Regions from separate parts of the Homo sapiens genome. Here regions 2 and 3 are each linked to region 1. A link is a contact called in ENCODE Hi-C or POLR2A ChIA-PET data. All regions are on one chromosome and are shown on one strand. The core of a region is the stretch at or near the end of the contact, and the rest is flanking DNA. Distances in the headings are between cores, read along the strand shown. Region 1 holds the start of SUGT1P4-STRA6LP-CCDC180 (SUGT1P4-STRA6LP-CCDC180 readthrough). Region 2 has its middle 30 kb from the start of CTSV. Region 3 holds the start of CTSV (cathepsin V).

What was found. Hi-C counts contacts between places; a loop is a spot of excess contacts on that map. ChIA-PET counts read pairs that join two places held with the same protein, here RNA polymerase II (POLR2A). Pooled maps may share reads with other maps.
Region 2: a loop to region 1 is called in a map of naive thymus-derived CD4-positive, alpha-beta T cell, with 10 times the contacts of the local background. The contact joins the enhancer-like site here to the promoter of SUGT1P4-STRA6LP-CCDC180 in region 1. A Hi-C loop is called at or near these places in 1 of 168 maps with a recorded cell type or tissue (naive thymus-derived CD4-positive, alpha-beta T cell) and 7 of 50 pooled maps. POLR2A ChIA-PET finds 5 or more read pairs at or near these places in 2 of 52 experiments (A673 and activated B cell).
Region 3: a map of Caco-2 shows a loop between it and region 1 (2.7-fold over the local background). The contact joins the promoter of CTSV here to the promoter of SUGT1P4-STRA6LP-CCDC180 in region 1. A Hi-C loop is called at or near these places in 1 of 168 maps with a recorded cell type or tissue (Caco-2) and 6 of 50 pooled maps. POLR2A ChIA-PET finds 5 or more read pairs at or near these places in 12 of 52 experiments (A549, A673, H1 and 7 more).

The regions. Positions count from the first base shown.
Region 1 is chr9:97,236,527-97,241,310 of GRCh38, forward strand. SUGT1P4-STRA6LP-CCDC180 (SUGT1P4-STRA6LP-CCDC180 readthrough) reads left to right here and starts at 1,900. Exons shown (of 45, transcript NR_036529.1): 1 at 1,900-2,041. It also overlaps the pseudogene ANKRD18CP, the pseudogene SUGT1P4 and the pseudogene SUGT1P4-STRA6LP. RefSeq lists enhancers at 1,308-2,133, 2,142-2,301 and a silencer at 2,061-2,355.
Region 2 is chr9:97,006,980-97,011,763 of GRCh38, forward strand. It overlaps the pseudogene SLC71A3P. Among named protein-coding and RNA genes, the nearest start is that of CTSV, 30 kb to the right of the region's middle. Within about 2 kb of position 2,817, at least 3 of the 41 ENCODE cell types and tissues checked have a DNase peak (open chromatin) inside an H3K27ac peak, as active enhancers do.
Region 3 is chr9:97,036,670-97,041,453 of GRCh38, forward strand. CTSV (cathepsin V) reads right to left here and starts at 2,473. Exons shown (of 8, transcript NM_001333.4): 1 at 2,402-2,473; 2 at 1,249-1,384; 3 at 824-946; 4 at 583-729; 5 at 1-78. The coding sequence starts at 1,374. RefSeq lists a silencer at 2,508-2,817.

The sequences.
Region 1 (4,784 bases), core at 650-3,149:
TTCAATAAAGGCAGAAAAAGCACTTGATATTGAATGCTTTCCTCTTGATTTTACAACCAAGACAAGGAAGTCCATTATCACTATTTCTATTCAATAGTGGACATACTAGCCAGCAACAAAACTAAAAGGTATAAAGATTACAGGAAAGTTAAACCATCTCTATTCACAGATTGGAAGATTGTAATCACATAAATTCCAAAAGACTCTGTAGTCTTTTTGTCCCTTACAAATAATAAGGGAACTTAGCAACATGCTTGAATATAACATCAATATGTAAAAATCAATAGCATTTCTATATTCTTACAACAAACGAGAATATAAAAAAATAAAATGCTATTTAACATCGCATTTAAAACACTGCTCAAGAATAAATCTAATGAAATATATGTTTGATCTCTATACTGCAATCGATCCAAGCACAACTTGGATCCAAACATTAAGATATAAATATGTGTACAATCTACAAAATATTACCAGGAAAAATTAGAGGCCACTTAAATAAATGGTGGGAAATAATGATATTAATGGATTGAAGGACAGTATTGTTAATATACTAGTTTTCCCCAAACAGATCTACAGATCCAACGCAAGCCCAGTACAAATCCTAGCAGTTTTGTTTTTTTTTTAAACTGACAAGCTAATTCCAAAATTCACCTACAAATACAATAGCCTTAGAATAAGCCAAAGCAATCTTGGGAGAATAAAGTCACAGGACTTCAAGACTTATTATAAAGCTACATGAATTAACACAGTTTGATAGTGGTATAAAGTTAGAAAAAGACCACTCCCTCCAGCTCCCCATTCTGCCCCCATCCCTGGAAGGCGCTGGCAGCTTTCCCCATCCGATCTGCATGGGTCAAAGGGCGCTGACGGAGGGCCTGACCGACCGGGATGGGAAACAAAGCGGCCCTGAGATCACTTTCGGTCTAGGAAGCCCACTAAGAAGAAAGCCTGGGCTGTGGAGTTATGAGGAAGGGAATGAATAGTACACGGGGGCCAGGCGCGTCTCCCCAGGAACCAGAAGGCCTTTAGCTCTATTAGTTCAGAACGACTTCCAGCGAGTCCCAGCCCTTTTCCATTCCCAGCGCAACGATCGCCGGAATCCAGGCGCCATCCAGGCCCCTCTGTTCCCTGAAAAGACCACGCAGCCTCCAGTGACATCACGGAGACGAAAGGGCTTGGCCACCTGTGGCAGCCATGATAAAACCTAGGGAAAACGGAGCTCGAAGTAGCTTATTTTATTTATTTTTTATTTATTTATTTATTTATTAAGGAGTCTTGCTCTGTCGCCCAGGCTGTGGTGCAGTGGCGCGATCTCGGCTCACTGCAACCTCTGCCTCCCAGGTTCAAGCGATTCTCCTGCCTCAGCCTCCCCAGTAGCTGGGATTACAGGCGCCCACCATCACGCCCGGCTAATTTTTGTATTTTTCGTAGACGGGGTTTCAGCATCTTGGCGAGGCTGGTCTTGAACTCCTGACTTCGTGATCCACCCGTCTCGGACTCCCAAAGTGCTGGGATTACAGGCGTGAGCCACGGCGCCCGGCCTGGAGCTTGTGTTACTAAAAGACATGCAAACGCCCTTAACCGCTAAGCTCCTGAGGGGTAACGGTATGCTACAAAAGTGCTTCTGAGCTACTACTCCTGGAGGCTTGGTCCGAGTGACCGCAGCAGTGGGCGCGGTGGAAGAGAAGGAGAACGTGTTGGCCCGGGCCTCCATAACCATGGCTGCTAGGGGCGGGGACTGGGAGCGCGGGTCCCGGGACTGGGAGCGCGGGTCCCAGGCCAGGGTGCGGGCTGGGAAGACTCGGTCCTCCACTGCCCCAGCAGGCCACGCGCCCGCGCGTAGCCTCCCGCCCCGCTAGCAGCACGCTGCGTGGCTGCTCGTTGGCTACTTACGACGGAAGCTCGGTTGGGGTTTCTGCAGAAGTTTCCCCCTTGGGCGGTGGCGGAGCTGATAAGCGCGCTAGTAGCAGCTCTGGCAGAAGCAACGGTGGCTTCGAGGGATGGCGGCGGCTGCAACAGGACCTGCAGCATCCCAGAGGTGCGTGTTTTTCCTTCCCTTTGCTATTTATTTTATCCCCTTTCCTTGGCTAGTGGGTCCTGCTGAAGTCGTTGTTTTCCTGAGAGGTTTTTTCCAGAGCTTCTCAGATGCTCTAATCCACTGCGGCGTTAGAGGTGAGAGAGCCTTTTCTGCTTCCTCCACCCCTGGCTGACGCGCCTCCTCCCAGCAGCACCTGATTGGGACCCAGGGTCCTGTGGTTACTGCGTGTCCGCCCCAGTATTGAGATTCTCAGTCTCCTCGCGTTACCTCAGACTCCTGTCTTGCCCTTTCCATTTCCAGACTCTTGCATTCCTGCACTTCTGAGAAAAACCTCCTCCATTTATTGGGAACATGGTTGACAACTGTAGTTGGGCTGAAAGGATTTTTTTTTTTTAATGGCAGTTATGACTAGAAGAGAAAAGTGGACTCTGGGCTCGATGAAAATTAATTTTTTCGTTTGACATCATTGTTGCCATTCTTATGTAAAAGTGCCGGTATGAAGTCAGTCTACTGGAACAAAAACCTTTTCCCTCACGTCCCTGAAACTTTCCAGATGTCTTGTCATAGTTCATTATTCACTCATTTGTTTATTCATCAAAAAATGTTTTAGGAGTTGCTGTGTGCAAAGGCGCTGATTGCTATGGGTTAGTCTTAGTTATATACTTAGCTAACCAAGAAATCACTTCTTGCAGGTGTGCAGTGAAGACAAACTATAAAGCTGTAAAGGAATGTAAAAGAGCAAGAGTTAAATAATAGGAGTTAAAGAAGAGCCTAAAGATAAATGATGCTGTGGGTCACAGAATTTAACCAGGAGGTTTTTGTTTTTCATTTTGTTTGTTTGTTTTTTGCTTTAAAGCACATAAAAAAGGACACCCTGTTTTGTTGTTATAATCTAACATAAGTAACGTTAACAATTTGAGGCAAGACGGCGTCTTTTCTAGCTATGGCTTTTATAAGAAATGTGCCATAGGGTGCTGGAGCCTCTGTTAAGGTGATATTTGAGCAGAGACCTGAAGAAGCAAGAGAATTCGCTTAGAAGTTCTGGGGAAAGAGCATTCCAGGCAGGACCAAGAGCCAGTGCAGAGATCCTGAAGTAGGCATGAAGTTGGCCTGTGTATGGAGCAGCAAAAAGGCCCTTTTTATTAGAGGGCCCATTTGATTAGGAGATAAGGTTGGACAGGAAACTCGGAGCCACGTCCTGTATGGCCTTTTAGGGCCCAGGTATGTTTTTTGAATCTAAATATATAGACCTTTAGATACCAGCAATAAGGCTTCTGGGATCAGTTTTGGGATAATGTTACAGGAAGCAGTGAAAATTTTTCTCTGTAATTTCTTATATTAGATAGCTATTACTTTGAATTTACATTTCTTAATTGTCATGTTAGGGCTAGTGCATCCTTTGGAAATCCAGTTTGTATAAAAGTTGCTTTTAGGCTCAACGCGGTGGCTAATGTCTGTAATCCCAGCACTTTGGGAGGCCAAGGAGGGTGGATCCCTTGAGGTTAGGAGTTTGAGACCAACCTGGCCAACATGGTGAAACCCTGTTTGTACTAAAAATACAAAACAAACTTTAGCGGGGTGTGGTGGTGTGGATCTGTTGTCCCAGCTACTCAGGAGGCTGAGGCAGGAGAATTGCTTTAACCTGGGAAGCAGAGTTTGCAGTGAGCTGAGATTGTGCCACTGCACTCCAGCCTGGGTGACAGAGTGAGACTCTGTCTTAAAAAAAAAAAAAGTTGCTTTTAAAGAATATTAATATAATAAACTTCATTGTCACTTTCTATCTTCTTTTACTTATTAATTTTTTTTTTTGAGTCGGAGTTTCACTCTGTCATCCAGGCTGGAGTGCAATGGCATGATCTCGGCTCACTGCAACCTCCGCCTCCCACGTTCAAGCGATTCTCCTGCCTCAGCCTCCCAAGTAGCTGGGATTACAGGCGCACACCACCACACCCGGCTAATTTTTGTACTTTTTAGTAGAGATGGGGTTTTGCCATGTTGGCCAGGCTGGTCTCAAACTCCTGATCTAAGGTGATCTGCCTACCTCGGCCTCCCAAAGTGCTGGGTTTATAGGTGTGACCATGCCCGGCCTTAAATTTTTTATTGAGGCATATATGACATACGTAAATAACACAAATTTTAAGTCTACAGTTTGATGAGTTTTTAGATACGTGTACACCACCCAGATCAAGATATAGAGCATTTCCATTCATAAGGTTCCTTCATGCTCCTTCCCAGCCAGCAGTTCTTCTTACTGTCCTGCTGACTACTGTTTTGACCTCCATCACCATCTGTTCGTTTTGCTTGTTCTGGACTCATAAACAGAATCATATAGTAGGTGCTTTGTTCAATGTACGCAGTCTGTTTTTGCTTTAATCATTCCATGAGTATACATCCATATTGTGTGAAGCAGTAGTTCTTTTGCATTGCTGTGTAGTATTCCATTGTATAATTGTATAAATATATGTTGTATAAATGTAAGTATAGCACAATTTATTCTAATTGGACGTCTGGTTTATTTCTAGTTGTTAGCTAGCATAAATAAAGTTTCTGTGAGTACTCTTTTGTGTATTTTGGTGAACACATGCATTTCTTTCTTTTGATTGTATATACCTAGGAGTAGAACTGGATAGAATAGTCATGTGGTTAGCACTGGTACCTTGGTTTTTAATGTGTGGCTCTTGGGCCAGCAGTAACAGCATGACGTGGCAATTCACTAGAAGTGCAGATTCTTATTGAAAGTCCT
Region 2 (4,784 bases), core at 1,567-4,066, 230 kb before region 1:
AAATTAGCCTGGCATGGTGGCGCATGCCTGTAATCCCAACTACTTGGGAGGCTGAGGCAGGAGAATCACTTGAACCCAGGAGGCGGAGATTGTGGTGAGCCGTTATCACGCCATTGCACTCCAGCCTGGGCAACAAGAGTGAAACTCCATCTCAAAAAAAAAAAAAGGGGGAAGAAAATTCAAGCCAATATATAGTGACAGAGTAGATAAATTATCGCCTGGAAATGGAGGTGTAGAGGGAGGTAAAAAGAAACATTTGAGGGTGATGAATATGTTTACTATCTTGATTATGATAATGGTTTCACAGGTGTATAGACATGTCACAACACAAAACTGTGCACTCCAAACACATACAGTTTATTTTATGTCAATTAAACTGAATAAGGTTGTTTAAAAAAGACAAGCAAATACAAAGCTAACTATAAAAAAGTCAGACTAATGCTGGGCACAGTGGCTCACACCTGCAATCCCAATGCTTTGGGAGGCCAAGGCAGGAGGATTCTTTGAAGCCAGGAGTTCGAGACCAGCCTGGACAACAAAGCAAGAGCACATCTCTACAAATAAAAATTTAAAAATTAGCCAGGCATGATGGGACGTACGTGTAGTCCCAGCTACCAGGAGGCTGAGGCAGGAAGATCACTTGAGCCCTGGAGTTCCCGGGTGCACTGAGCCATAATCACACCACTGCACTCCAGCCTGGATGAAACAGTAAGACTCTTGTCTCAAAAATAAATAAATAAATACACATTAAGAATAGATTTCTCTCCAATTCTCACAGAACAATGCTCTTGCTATGCCATAACCTCTTTCTCCATAGCATATCTAAGATTTCATAACCACTTGTGAAAGTTCTATGACATGCTGAACTGGAGGAAGGGAAGAGGAAAAGGGGAAGAGAGAACACATGTAAGAAACTGAGAAATTTCTTTTTTTTTTTTTTTGAGAAAGAGTCTCGCTCTGTCGCCCAGGCTGGAGTGCAGTGGCACGATCTCCGCTCACTGCAAGCGTGGTCCACCTCCCAGATTCACGCCATTCTCCTGCCTCAGCCTCCCAAGTAGCTGGGACTACAGGCACCCACCACCACGCCTGGCTAATTTTTTTGTATTTTTAGTAGAGACAGGGTTTCACCGCGTCAGCCAGGATGGTCTCAATCTCCTGACCTCGTGATCCGCCTGCCTCAGCCTCCATAAGTGCTGGGATTATAGGCGTAAGCCACCGCGTCCAGCTGAAACTGAGAAATTTCAAAAATGCTTCCATAGGGTAATAAAGCATGTTTACGTGTATACAGCCAAAAGGATACCTAACAGTAAGAAAAAATTAATGTATTCCTGTTACGTAGAGGAGGTTGTATGCACTTTTACCATTACCATTGAATACTTTTCTGGATATTCTAGTTCATTTAACATCAAAATAAGATATAAAATTATCAACACATGCAATATTTGTGAATATTTATCCAGAAGATCCTGCAAAATTAAATATTTTTTGAAAGACAAAGCACAAGTTATCAATGCAGAGTACCAGCCAGGCATGGTGGCTCATGCCTATAATCCCAGCACTCTTGAGAGGCTGAGGCTGGAGGATTACTTGAGGCCAGGAGTTCAAGACAAGCCTGGACAACACAGTGAGACCCAATCTCTACAAAAAAATTTAAAAACTAGCCAGGCATAGTGCCACGTGCCTATAGTCCTTGCTACTAGGGAGGCTGAGGCAGGAGGATCATTTGAACCCAGGAGTTTAAGGTTACAGCAAGCTATGATTGTGCGCCACTGCACTCCAGCCTGGATGACAGAGTGAGGCCTCACCTCTTAAAAAAAAAAAAAAAAAAAAAAAGGGCCAGGCGCAGTGGCTCACGCCTGTAATTCCAGCACTTTGGGAGGCCAAGGCAGGTGGATCGCCTGAGGTCAGGAGTTCAAGACCAGCCTGGCCAACATGGTGCAACCCCATCTCTACTAAAAATACAAAATTATCCGGGCATGGTGGCACATGCCTGTAATCCCAGCTACATGGGAGGCTGAGGCAGGAGAATCACTTGAACCCGGCAGGCAGAGGCTGTAGTGAGCCAAGATCACACCATTGCACTCCAGCCTGGGCAACAACAGTGAAACTCCGTCTCAAAAAAAAAAGGAAATGCACACCAAGAATCCCTACAGAAGGTGAAAAGAGCCTACGAGGTCATTATTCACAGCTTTATGCCAACTAATTTGACATTTTAGATAAAATGGGCAAATTCCCAACAAAACACAACTTACTGAAACTGACAGAACTAAAAATCAAACAGAAAACCTACGCTGTTCTAGAATTAATCTCCAAAAGGCCAAGAACTATAAAGTTCTAGAACTGTATTACCAATCTTACACAAATTCTTCCACAGAATAGAAAACCAAACTATCCAATTTGTTTTTAAGGCAGATAGCATTTGGATATCTGTCTCCTCCAAATCTCATGTTGAAATGTGACCCCCAGTGTTGGAGGTGGGGCCTAGTGGCAGCTGTTTGGGTCATGGGGGCTGATCTCTTCTCAGTTGTTTGGTGTCCTTCTCACAGTAATGAGTGAGTCCTCGCTCCATTAGTTACCACAAGATGTGATTGGTTTTGTTTATTGTTTGTTTTTGAGACAGAGTCTCACTCTGTCACCCAGGGTGGAGTGCAGTGGTGCCTCCCAGTTTCAAACAATTCTCCTGTCTCAGCCTCCCAGGTAGCTAGGACTACAGGCATGCACCATCACACCCGGCTAATTTTTGTATTTTTAGTAGAGACGGGGTTTCACTATGTTGGCCACGCTGGTCTCCAGCTGACCTTAAGTGATCCACCGCACGCGGCCAAGATCTCATTGCTAAAAGGAGCCTGGCACCTCCTCCCCTCTCTCTCTTGCTCCCTCCCCCACACTTGATAAGCTGCTTCCCCTTCGCCTTCTGTCCTGATTGCAAGCTTTCTGAGGCCCTCACCAGAAGCAGATGCTGGTGCTAAGCTTCCTGTACAGCCTAAAGAACCACTTTTCTTGATAAATTCCCCAGTCTCAGGTATTCTCAGGTATTCCTTTACAGCAACGCAAACAGCTAACACACACCTCCTTTTTTTTTTTTTTTTGGAGATGGAGTCTCGCTCTGTCGCCAGGCTGGAGTGCAGTCTGTCGCCAGGCTGGAGTGCAGTGGCACGATCTCGGCTCACTGCAACCTCCGCCTCCCAGGTTCAAGCGATTCTCCTGCCTCAGCCTCCTGAGTAGCTGGGACTACAGGCGCCTGCCACCATGCCCAGCTAACTTTTGTATTTTTATAGAGACAGGATTTCACCATGTTGGCCAGGATGGTCTTGATCTCTTGACCTTGTGATCCGCCCACGTCGGCCTCCCAAAGTGCTGGGATTACAGGTGTGAGCCACCGTGCCCGGCGACACACCTCCCTTTTCTAGAAGGAAATGATCTCTTGGAGTAAATACTTGATTCTCTTTTATTTTTCAGATTATGACATCTCTCTGCCAGTATCTTTTTCTGGTCAATATATCTCTTTGCCAAATAAGGTAGAAAAAAGTTGTCAGGCCAAGCATCATGGCTCTAACCTATAATCCCAAAACTGGGAGGCTGAGACAGGAGGATCATTTGAGCCCAGGAGTTTGAGACCAGCTTGGGAAACAGAGGAAGACTCCATCTCTACAAAAAATAAATTAAAAAAAAAAAAAAAGCCAGGCATGGTGGCACATATCTGTTGTCCCAGCTACTCAGGAGGCTGAGGTGAGAGGACTGCTTGAGCCCAAGAATTTAAGGCTGCAGTGAGCCATGACTGGCCATTGCAGCCTGGATGACAGCAAGACCCTATCTCAAAAAAAAAAACACAGAAAACAAAAAAGAAAAAAGTTATCAGCTGGACAATCTTCCCTGTGATTACTAGTAGCATCTAAGAACCTGAAATCATGAGTGTCATTGAAACCAAGCTGTAAGGAAATTCCAACACATTAAAATGAAATCAATTCATATAGGGGCTATAGGACACAGCACCCGGAGGTGACATTAGAAACTGCAAACAGGAAAAACACATAATTCAGGGGTACTAGCATATGATACAAACATATATGATTAAAAGCATTCACTGTTCTCCCAACGTCCACACACTCAGAAAAACACTGCTACCTGCTCATGCTAGCCTTCTCACTATCTACAGCAAACACCAAGAAAACTCAGTATTCATCACAATTAACATCAACTCCATGCGTTCTCAGAGAGGAGGAAAGACCAGGCAGGAATCTACCTGTGCCCAAAATTAGGTTACCATCAGGATCCAACGGAGAAAGAACTGGGGAATAAACTGAGTCTAGGTTTCTTTGAGTAAACATCCCTCACAAGTTTCTGCTCTTAAGCACACAAATTTAGCAACTTTAATTTCTAGGTTGGGGTCTAGTTCCTGTCAACACTAGGAAATGGGAGACAACTACTTTTATCACGGTCAGATCACCTATAGATTGTGATCATTCAATCATACATGCAAAGAATATTACAAAATACTAACAACATTAGTATGTATTAAGGGGCTTACTAGATGCCAAGTTGCAGCAACCCTCACAACCCTCTGAGGTAAATGCCATTATTAATCAGGAGTTACGTTAACTTATCGAACTGTGGAAACTGGGATTTCAAGCATGCTCGTCTAATCACTATACTAATAATGCTTCAACCTGCCAATTTATTTTTTATTCTGTAAGCCATAAGGAGCCAATGAAAAAAATTAAGGACAGCAGTAATGATCATCTTTACATGCTAGAACACACTACTCAGCCACGTGCAAGGTGGAC
Region 3 (4,784 bases), core at 1,223-3,722, 200 kb before region 1:
AAGTTTCCCAGTTTTCCGGAACATCTGTCCTTCAAGAGCACCAGTCGCACTAAAAGCCCAACAAGAACCACACTGTTTCTAAAAAGGGAGAAAAAAAAAGCTGTAAATTTACAAGACCAATACAAATACAGTACCCCATAATTGAATTACCTTAATATTCTTTAAAAAAAAAAAAAACCCATCGCCACACTTTGGGAGGCCGAGGCGGGCAGATCACTTGAGGAGAGGAGTTTGAAATCCGCCTGGCCAACATGGTGAAACCCTGTCGCTACTAAAAATACACAAAAATTAGCTGGGCATGGTGGTGAGCACTTGCAATCCCAGCTACTCGGGAGGTGGAGGCAGGAGAATCTCTTGAACCCAGGAGGCAGAGGTTGCAGTGAGACGAGATCACGCCATTGCAATCCAGCCTGGGCAACAAGAGCTAAACTCCGTCTCAAACAAGCAAACAAAAAAAACACCAAAAACCAAAAATACAAAAAACCCATCACCATATGTTGTGCCACCATCTACCACAGCAATGACACCAATTCCTTCTTGGCTTTCCTGTGGAGACAGGGTCTGAATCTGACGCTGTCTCACCTGATTCTTCACTGGCGTCACGTAGCCTTTCTTTCTCCAATCCACAGATTTGGGAAGATCAAGAAACAGAGGCTCACGGAACACTTTCCCCTTCCTGAATTTCTGGTTTCGAAAGCAACCCATCATCTGCCTGAATTCTTCATTGGTCTTCAAGGAGAAGTAAATAAAATGTTAAAAGCAAGACTATTTTGGTGAAGAACTGAGAAGCAGCACAGAGTTCAGCAATCCTTGCCACACTCACCATGTCACCAAAAGCATTCATGGCCATTGTGAAGCCATGTTTCCCTTGGCTGTATTCCCCATTGTGCAGTTCAATCATTTTCATATTCTTTTCCCACACTGCTCTCCTCCATCCTTCTTCATTCTAGAGGCAAACATATAGCTGGTGGACTTTATGTCTACTTACCCAACCCATGTTCACCAAGCCGATTTGCGGGCAGAAATGGAAGAGAAACCATGGCCAGGGATGGGTTGATACTTCTCTGGGAGCTGTTCTCCAAGCCAAGACACAATGGAGATATATGCCCATATTGCACCTATAATGGGTGCTGTTAGGTTATTGCCTGGTAAGGTCTGGTGTCTAGAAGCTACTCTCTGGCTATCAACTCCCAACAGCGAGGACCATTCTCTCCAGAGTCCCTCTGGACAGTTTCAGATGTTACCAACCGCGCCATATAATCTTCTGTGTGTTGCCTTCCACTGGTACCACTTTGTATCCAAATTTTGGTCAAATTTTGGAACAGCGGAGGCTATTCCCAAGCAAAAGGCAGCCAGGACGAGCGAAAGATTCATGTTTCAAAACCTAGAAAGAGAAAAGAAATGAGTATCTGATTAGACCAATCCTAAAAAGCCATCTTACAGCCCCCGTGGAATAGAAATATTTCAATTATTCTCCCTAGCATTTCCCCAAGGACTGTGGAAGAGGCTGAAACAGGCCAAGTGGAGGTATTTGATGGGCCCACCAAAATTAAAAGCAGCCTGCAGAGTTGGAGGCGTTGAAACAGCATATGCGATAATTTAGGGTATGAGAAGGGTGTGAAAGATACCTGACGGGTGAGAAGCTTAAGGCAACAACTAGAAAACTAGGAAAGAGTTGGTCCAGGTTTTGCACCAATTGTACTGAGGTCATCCAGGCAAAACCTCACTAATGAAGACGTACCATCCCAAGTAGATGCAAGCGGATCCCCAAGGAACACCACCTCACACCTTCTTGGCTGATACACAGCAGGAGATGAGCTATGTCTTCCAACCTCTCCTTTTGGAATAAAACCTTTCGGGAATCCCTTTCCAGGAGACACTGGGAAGGAGAGCACCCACTATTCCCGCCGTCCCACACTTGGGTCTGTGCTACTCGCTCCCCTAAACCGGGGCAGGGTCACAAGGCCGCGCCGCTGGAAGCCAGGGGCCCCAGGGCCAGGGCCCGGACCGAGGCAGGCAGCTCCCGGAGCTCCGGGCGGGCCAGGACCGGGGCCGCACCGCCTGCTCTCGCCCTCTGCACGCGCCGCCGCGCCCCGAGAATGTTTGCGGCGGTGCAGGGAGCGGGGGCTCCGCGGCCAGGCTGGGGGCATGAAGCCGCCCGGTCCGGTCCGGCTTCAGCCCACAGGATGACTGACCTGCCCCGCCCGGGCCCTCCCAGTGGTGCCGGCGCCTCCCTGGGGTCTCCAACCGCCCTCCCCCGTTCCCCACCTCGAGGCTGGCAGAGCTCCGGGCAGAAGCTCTCACTCCCAGAAGCGCCCGCCTCCTCTCAGTGTCCCTAAAGGGGGGTTCCCTCCTCCAGTCCCCCTTCGCCCTGTCCCTCGGTCTGGTCGGGGGCGCTCACCAGCAGCCGTCGCAGCTGCGCAGGCACCCTCAGCAAACAAGCCTCTGAGATTACAGACGTCCGCGGTCTGGTGCAGGTTCGCCCGCCTCGGGATTTAAGTTTCCAGGCGGCCTTCCCCGCCCCCACCGCCTTCCCGCGCTGCGATTGGCTGTGCCGGCCACTGGGCGGGGCCCCGGGCGCTTAGAGCCCGCGCGTGACGCAGCCCAGTCCCAACCCGTCTCAGGTCTGGGCGCGCCTACCTCAATACACCCTGGCTGCGGGAAGCTGGGCCGGGCGCCCGGGGGCTGCGCGGAGGAGGGGGAGGCGCCTCCCTCAAGGGCTCAGATCTACTGACTATCCCGACTTACTGCGCTGAGCGGGTGGTTTACAGCGAGCTCTGTGTGGTATTTCAGTCCCTACTTTAACTTAGTCCTAGAGTTTTTGGTGAAAATCTGCAGGGCCGGGAGCCAGGGTACTCTCGTTCAGTGGCTCCTGTTTAGTCCACGGCAAAGGTGGGACGGAGTGGAAGAACGCACAGCCCCCAGCAGAAGCATTACCTTCCACTTAAGGGTGGGTGCATCAGGGCTTTAGAAGAATCTGGTAAGGAAAGGCACTCCCAAAACACGGGATGGATGGTCGAGACCGGACACCAGGAGGGACGGGACTAGCTGATAGGGTGTCCAGAGACCGCGGAGCGTTTTGTGGTGCGTCCTTCCCAGTCTGTTGCATTCAGGAATTCTTCCTTCTCCCATGTCTTTCAATACCAAAAAAAAAAAAAAAAAAAAAAAAAAGAGTTACAGAAATATTTGGTTAATAAAAAAGAGAAAAGCGTTGAGAATGGTGAAATAAATTGCTTTAAAAATTTTTCTTTTGTAGAAATGGAGTTTGGCTAAGTTTCCTTAGGCTGCTCTTGAATTCCTGGCCTCAAGCGATCCTCCCCTCTCAGCCTCCCAAAAGTGGTGGGATTACAGGCGTGAGCCACTACGCCCAGTCTGAGAGTGGTGGAAATTGCTTTTACTTACCTACTCTCTGCTTATGGGTTACAACGTCTCTTCCTCAGTATTCAAAGTGTGCTTCTTTTGAGATTTAATAAATTTACTTTAAAAATGTTTAATACCGGCCGGGCGCGGTGGCTTACACCTGTAATCCCAGCACTTTGGGAGGCCGAGGCGGGCGGATCACGAGGTCATGATATCGAGACCATCCTGGCCAACATGGTGAAACCCTGTCTCTACTAAAAATGCAAAAATTAGCTGGGCGTGGTGGCGGGCGCCTGTAGTCCCAGCTACTCAGGAGGCTGAGGCAGGAGAATTGCTTGAACCCGAGAGGCGGAGGTTGCAGTGAGCTGAGATCGTGCCACTGCACTCCAGACTGGTGACAGAGCGAAACTCTGTCTCAAAAAATAAAAATAAAAATAAAAATATATAATATCAGGGTTGAGGTGATGCAGTTTGAGGAACTGCTCTTTATGGAGAAATATATGTAGCTAAAGATTTAAGGAAATCATTAATAATTCAGAAACGTTTCTAATTCTTTTTAAAGTTATATAAAAAAATCCATTATAAAAAATATGTTTTAGAAAATAAACGTCCCTTGTGCCCTCTCCATAACCCTTTTCTAGGCATATCTTTTTTTGTTTTTACAAAAATGAAGTTATAATGCATATTGATTAATAAACTCTTAAAGATTAAATTGAATAATATCCACAGTTTTTACTTGTTAATTTGAAAATTTGTGAAATCAAGTTTAGCCTAAAGCTGCCTCCCCATGTGATTTAAGTTTGGCCTAAAGGTTTCTCTGTACATAGCGAATTGTAATCTAAATGGAGGTGTAAACAGACTGTAGCCTGCTCTTGTGCCTATCCCCGAATTTCTGTAAATCAAAGAGGTTCAGTTGTTCAAACCATGTTCAAATAAGGCAAACATGGAGCTGTATCCAATCCTGCAGTTTCTGTGCCTCACTTGCCCTTTTCTGTCTATAAATCTTCCCCCATGTGGCTGCACTGGAGTCTCTCTGAGCCTACTCTGGCACTGGAGGCTGCCAGATTCACGAATTGTTTTTTGCTCAATTAAATTCTCTTAAATTTAATTTGGCTATGGATTTTCTTTTAACAAATTAAAAACAATTAAACTGACAACTTTTCAGAAGCACCATCAGGCAAATACATCTTTTTAAAAATCAATTTATTAATAATTATATGTCCTTCCTTTAAATAAATAGCAGCTTTTCCCTCTCAAATACAACTAGGGGCCAAAGCTGTCAGGTGGTTATATAAAAAATACAAAAGTATATTGTATTGCAGGCCAAGGTAGGTGGATCTCCTGAGCCTGGGAGTTTGAGACCAGCCTGGGCAACATGGCGAAATCACACCTCTACCAAAAATACAAAACAAACAAACAAAAAT